Linked DNA regions of Homo sapiens: region 2 is linked to region 1. Evidence: read pairs that join two places in POLR2A ChIA-PET (ENCODE). Cell type or tissue: PC-9. All regions are shown on one strand. Links, peaks and the distances in the headings refer to the core of each region. The heading gives the core; the rest is flanking DNA. Region 1 has its middle 4.1 kb from the start of NRN1L. Region 2 overlaps LOC124903703 (a long non-coding RNA gene).

Region 1 (2,913 bases), core at 414-2,913:
GCTGAGGCAGGAGAACTGCTTGAACCGGGACCCGGGAGGCAGAGGTTGCAGTGAGCTGAGATCACGCCATTGCACTCCAGCCTGGGCAACAAGAGTGAAACTCTGTCTCAAAAAAAAAAAAAAAAAAAAGAAATGATGTAATGCATGTCTCAATTAATTTAATAACTGTCTTTGTTTCTTGCTTCTGTAATATGCTTCCCCCTGCACAGATCTCCCCCCACCCCACAAAATGCTTAAAAGGTAACTTAACTCTTTGTTCAGGGCTCAGTCCTTTGGATGTTAATCTGACTGGGCCGATGCACCTAAATAATTAATAAATATCCTCCTGAACCCCACTGGTCTCTCTGATTCCTTAAAATCCCGCTACACCTCGGCCTCCCAAATAGCTGAGTCTACAGGCATGCACCACCATGCCTGACTTGCTTATTTATTTATGTATTTTGAGACGGAGTTTCGCTCTTGTTTTCCAGGCTGGAGTGCAACTGCACGATCTCGGCTCACCGCAACCTCCGCCTCCTGGGTTCAAGCGATTCTCCTGCCTCAGCCTCCCAAAGTGCTGGGATTACAGGCATGAGCTATTGTGCCCGGCCTAATTTTGTATTTTTAGTAGAGACAGGGTTTCTTCATGTCGGTCAGGCTGGTCTCGAACTCTCAACCTCAGGTGATCCGCCAGCCTCGACCTCCCAAAGCACTGGGATTATAGGCCTGAGCCACCATGCCTGGCCTATTTATTTAGACAGGGCCTTAAGTTATCCTCCCACCTCAGCCTTCCAAGGTGCTGGGATTACAGGCATGGACCACTGCGCTGGGCCATAAGCCTCATTTTTATTTTTCTTTTTTTTTTTTTTTTTTTTTGAGATGGAGTTTCACTCTTGTTGCCCAGGCTAGAGTGCAATGGCATGATCTCAGCTCACTGCAACCTCTGCCTTCTGGGTTCAAGCAATTCTCCTGCCTCAGCCTCCTGAGTAGCTGAGATTACAGGCATGCACCACCACACCCAGCTAATTCTAATTTTTTGTATTTTTAGTAGAGACAGGGTTTCTCCATGTTGGTCAGGCTGGTCTCGAACTCCCAACCTCAGGTGATCCACCCGCCTCGGCCTCCCAAAGTGCAGGGGTTACAGGCATGAGCCACCATGCCCGGCCCATAAGCCTCATTTTTCTTAGCTATATAATGAGGATAGCTCTGTGCTTGTAATCTCAACACTTTGGGTGGCTGAGGGAGGAGGATCATTTAAGGTCAAGAGTTCGAGACCAGCCAGGGTGACATAATGAGACCCTGTCTCTGCAAAAATATAAAATTAGCTGGGTTTAGTAGCACAGACCTATAGTCCTAGCTACACAAGAGGCTGAGGCTAGAGAATCGCTTGAGCCCAGGAGGTCAAGGCTGCAGTGAGTCAGGACTGAGTTACTGCACTCCAGCCTGAGTGACAGAATGAGACCTTGTCTCAAAAAATAAAATAAAATATAAGGGGGGGTCATAATCCTGACCTTACAGAGTTGTTGTGAGGGTTAAAAGGAATATGAATTCCAGGGTTGATGGCACTCAGAAATCTACACAACACTCCTGTTTTACAGACATTCAGCGCATTAATTAACAAATATTTATTGAACCCTTACTATGTGCTGGTCTGGGCTCTGGAGAAGAGCAGGAGGGAGGTCCTTAGGTGAAGAGATATATTAATGCAGAGGGGACTGGGCTCAGGACATCCATCCCCCAGGCTCTCTCAGAACAATAAGGTACTCCTTGTCCACGGTGCTGCAAATGTGAGAAACACCATCACCATGATGCTCTGGCCTGGGCAGCTGTGCCCAGGGCCCAGCCAGCTTGGCTATCAGCCCACCCCTCTCCTCCAGCTCTAGGATAAAACACACAAAGCCCTTAAGCCCCTAGCCAGAGAGCAGATTCTTTCCCCCCTCCCCAAGCCCCGCTCTATTCCATGGAAAAGTAGGGACTTAGAGAGCAAAAACCAGGGGAAAAGTAGGCCACAGCAGGAGGATGGTAATCTCCCTGACGGCCAGCCAGAACAGCCAGGCCCCTGCTCCTAGCCATCCAAGACCAGCTCTGGAAGACTTCTGGGGTATACAGCCCCAGCACCATCCTTCCCAGCAGTATGCCCAGAGTAAAGGTGCCACCCCAAGATGACACACCTCCACAGTGGGGTCATTCTCAGTCCAAGCTCTTGCTTACTGTAGCACTACCCATGCTGGACTTAGGAGTTCTATCTTTCATTCCACACCCTCCCACAAGTGCACCCTTTATATCCAGCCCTAGGTTGGATGCTAGAGACACAACGAGGATTCTGACAAAAAGGACTTCCTGCCCTTGGGGAATCCACAGTGGGGAATTCTGACCTGTACCTAGACAATAACAAGCTAGTGCTATCAGTACTGAGGCAGAAGGGAATCCAGGAGCTGTGTGGACCTAGAGGAGCCTTCTGATTCAGCTTGTAGTCAGGGTTAGGGAATAGTTCCTAGAGGAGGTGATACTGCAAGATTGAGCCACTATGCCTGGCTGAGTTTTTCAATTTAGAAAGTAAAGAATAGGCCGGGCGCGGTGGCTCACGCCTGTAATCCCAACACTGGGAGGCCGAGGCGGGTGGATCATGAGGTCAGGAGATCGAGACCATCCTTGCTAACACAGTGAAACCCCGTCTACTAAAAATACAAAAAAAATTAGCCAGGCGTGGTGGCGGGCGCCTGTAGTCCAAGCTACTCGGAAGGCTGAGGCAGGAGAATGGTGTGAACCCGGGAGGCGGAACTTGCAGTGAGCAGAGATCGCGCCATTGCACTCTAGCCTGGGCGACTGAGGGAGACTCTGTCTCAAAAAAAAAAAAAAAAGAAAGTAAAGAATAAGGCCAAACATGGTGGCTCACACCTGCAATCCCAGCACTTTGGAAGGCCGCGGGGGTCA
Region 2 (2,913 bases), core at 181-2,680, 330 kb after region 1:
AGAATCGCTTGAACCTGGGAGGCGGAGGTTGCAGTGAGCAGAGATCGCACCACTCCACTCCAGCCTGGCGACAGAGTGAGACTCTGTCTCAAAAAAAAAAAAAAAAAAGATCTGGCCTTGAGCCTCACGTACAGGACCAGAAACCCAATGTGGTTTGTACCCTAAGAGCAGATTCCTTCCTCGGGGATTTGTCAGGCTCACAGGCGCTTGCTAGATAAGCAGAGTGCTGTTAACAACGGGCAAGTGGACCAGTGTCCTCGTGCTGGCAAAAGGCATATTGATCCCCTATAGGAGAGCATTCGGGGAAGCCAAATTACTAGAAATATTTGATGAGCAGTTAATTAGATTAACTAGTGTTAGTTATGTAACTTAAATGTTTAATGTCACCCTCTCTGGATGCTAGAATTAGATTGTTCGGGATTCAAGTCTAGTCTTGGTTTTTTATTAGCCGTGTGGTCTCTGTTGAATTCGTAACAACTCAACTATAGATTTCTCTTCTATAAAATGGGATGATAGGTTGGGCGTGGTGGCTCATGCCTGTAATCACAGCACTTTGGGAGGCCAAGGCAGGTGGATCACCTATGGTCAGGAGTTCAAGACCAAAAATACAAAAATTAGCCAGGTACGATAGTGGGTGCCTGTAATCCCAGCTACTCAGGAGGCTGAGGCGGGAGAACTGCTTGAATCTGGAAGGCAGGGGTTGCAGTGAGCCGAGATCGCGCCACTGCACTCCAGCCTGGGTGACAGAGGAGACTCTGTCTCAAAAAAATAAATAAATAAAATGGGATGATCATTGTGCTTGATACAGCCATAAGGATTAGACAAGAAATAAAGCAGCTTTTTTTTTTTTTTTTTTTTTTGAGACAGGGTCGCATTGTCCACTGTTGCCCAGGCTGGGGTGTGGAGTGCAGTGGCGAACTCTGCTCACTGCAACCTTTGCCTCAGCATTCTGAGTTGCTGGGACTATAGGCGAGTGCCAACACACCTGGCTAAGGTTTTTTGTTTTTTGTAGAGATGGGGGTCTTACTATGTTGCCCAGGCTGGTCTCGAACTCCTGGTGTGAAGCAATCCTCCTACCTCAGCCTCCCAAAGTGCTGGGATTACAGGCATGAGCCACTGCACCCAGCCAGAAATCATTATCCTATGATTCTCAGGAGAACAGTTGTATTTCCAAGATCTTCCTTGGCTCCTATTGTTACCCCTGTAAAGCTTGCAATAATTATGATCATTTACATGTTTTTTAAAAACTCTTTAATCAAGATAATCAACAAACGAAGGGGAGACATATTGATTTTCTAAGACATAATGAGCAGGGAATCTTCCTGCCCTCCTTGGGGTAAGGCCTAAAGTTACATGTGAACACTCTGGTTTTCTCTATACCTGTTGAGAACATGTGTGAGACATGATGCAGCTCATCAAGTAATTATTGAATACTTGGTGTGTGTAGCTTCCTGTTCTAGGCACTGGAGATTCAAAGATGACTCACGATGTGTTTCCTGCCCTTGGACTCAAAATTTAACTAGTAAAACTGGTTAAAACAAACACACAAAAAATTAATGCAATAACTGTTATAGTGGAAAGAAATGAGCTCACAGCTAAAGGAGTAAATCACTCCAGGAGTATCTCATTTCAGCTGGGTCTAAAGGATTAGCAAAGCATTAACAAGTGACACGAAGACATGTAAGGTGAAGAGCCATGATCAAAGGCATAAAAGTCTACAAGAGTATTTGGGGGACAGCGAGTCATCTTACACCATTGGATGAGGGTGTAGAGTAGTGATGCTAAACCTTTAAAGACATTTGGAAAGCTTTCATTGTCTGCCAACATCAACTGCCAAGCCTAACCACTTCTAACATTTAAATTTTTTTTTTCCCCAAGATGGAGTCTTGCTCTGTTGCCCAGCCTGGAGTGCAGTGGTGCAATCTTGGCTCATTGCAACCTCTGCCTCCCAGGTTTAAGCAATTCTCCTGCCTGAACCTCCCAAATTGCTGGGATTACAGACACGCACCACCATGCCCAGCTAATTTTTGTATTTTTAGTAGAGATGGGTTTCACCATGTTGGCCAGGCTGGTCTCAATCTCCTGACCTCACGATCTGCCTGCCTCGGCCTCCCAAAGTGCTGGGATTACAGGCATGAGCCACCAAGCCCGGCCTATTCTAACATTTTAAAGACTCATCCTTCCATATCATCTCCTGCCTAGACTGTAGGAGTTTTTTTCCTTATTAATGTCTGCTTTCTTCAGACCCCTGTGAAAGCCTTATTTATTTATTTATTTATTTATTTATTTATTTATTTATTTATTTATTTTGAGACGGAGTTTTGCTCTTGTTGCCCAGGCTGGAGTACAATGGCATGATTTTGGCTCACCACAACCTCCACCTCCCGGGTTCAAGCAATTCTCCCGCCTCAGCCTCCCAAGTAGCTGGGATTACAGGCATGCGCCACCATGCCCGGCTAATTTTGTATTTTTAGTAGAGACGGGGTTTCTCCATGTTAGTCAGGCTGATCTGGAATTCCCAACCTCATGTGATCTGCCCACCTCAGCCTCCCAAAGAGCTGGGATTACAGTCGTGAGCCACCACGCCGGCCTATTTATTTATTTATTTATTTTGAGGTGGAGTCTCGCTGTGTCGCTCAGGCTGGAGTGCAGTGGCGAGATCTCGACTCACTGCAGCTTCCGCCTCCCAGATTCAAGCAATTCTCCTGCCTCAGCCTCCTGAGTAGCTGGGACTACAGGTATGTGCCACCATGCCCAGCTAATGTTTTTGTATTTTTAGTAGAGATGGGGTTTCACCCTGTTAGCCAGGATGGTCTCGATCTCCTGACCTTGTGATCTGCCCGCCTCAGCCTCCCAAAGTGCTGGGGTTACCCCGGCCAGCCATATTTATTTTTTACCTCTCAGCTCAAATGA

What was found. ChIA-PET counts read pairs that join two places held together with the same protein. Peaks named below come from ENCODE experiments on the same cell type or tissue, not always from the same donor. Only the 100,000 strongest peaks of a DNase experiment are listed, where the experiment ranks them.
Region 2: POLR2A ChIA-PET joins it to region 1 with 10 read pairs; 4 of 35 experiments call an interaction of 5 or more read pairs at or near these places.

Annotation. Positions count from the first base shown.
Region 1 is chr16:67,887,512-67,890,424 of GRCh38, reverse strand. It overlaps a transcript of NRN1L not described here. Among named protein-coding and RNA genes, the nearest start is that of NRN1L, 4.1 kb to the right of the region's middle. In PC-9, for the core only: no CTCF peak of the experiment used is centred there; no DNase peak of the experiment used is centred there.
Region 2 is chr16:67,554,650-67,557,562 of GRCh38, reverse strand. All of the region lies in intron 1 of LOC124903703 (a long non-coding RNA gene), which reads left to right. Among named protein-coding and RNA genes, the nearest start is that of CTCF-DT, 6.2 kb to the left of the region's middle. In PC-9, for the core only: no CTCF peak of the experiment used is centred there; a DNase peak (open chromatin) is centred at 1,512; H3K27ac peaks cover 1,204 bases.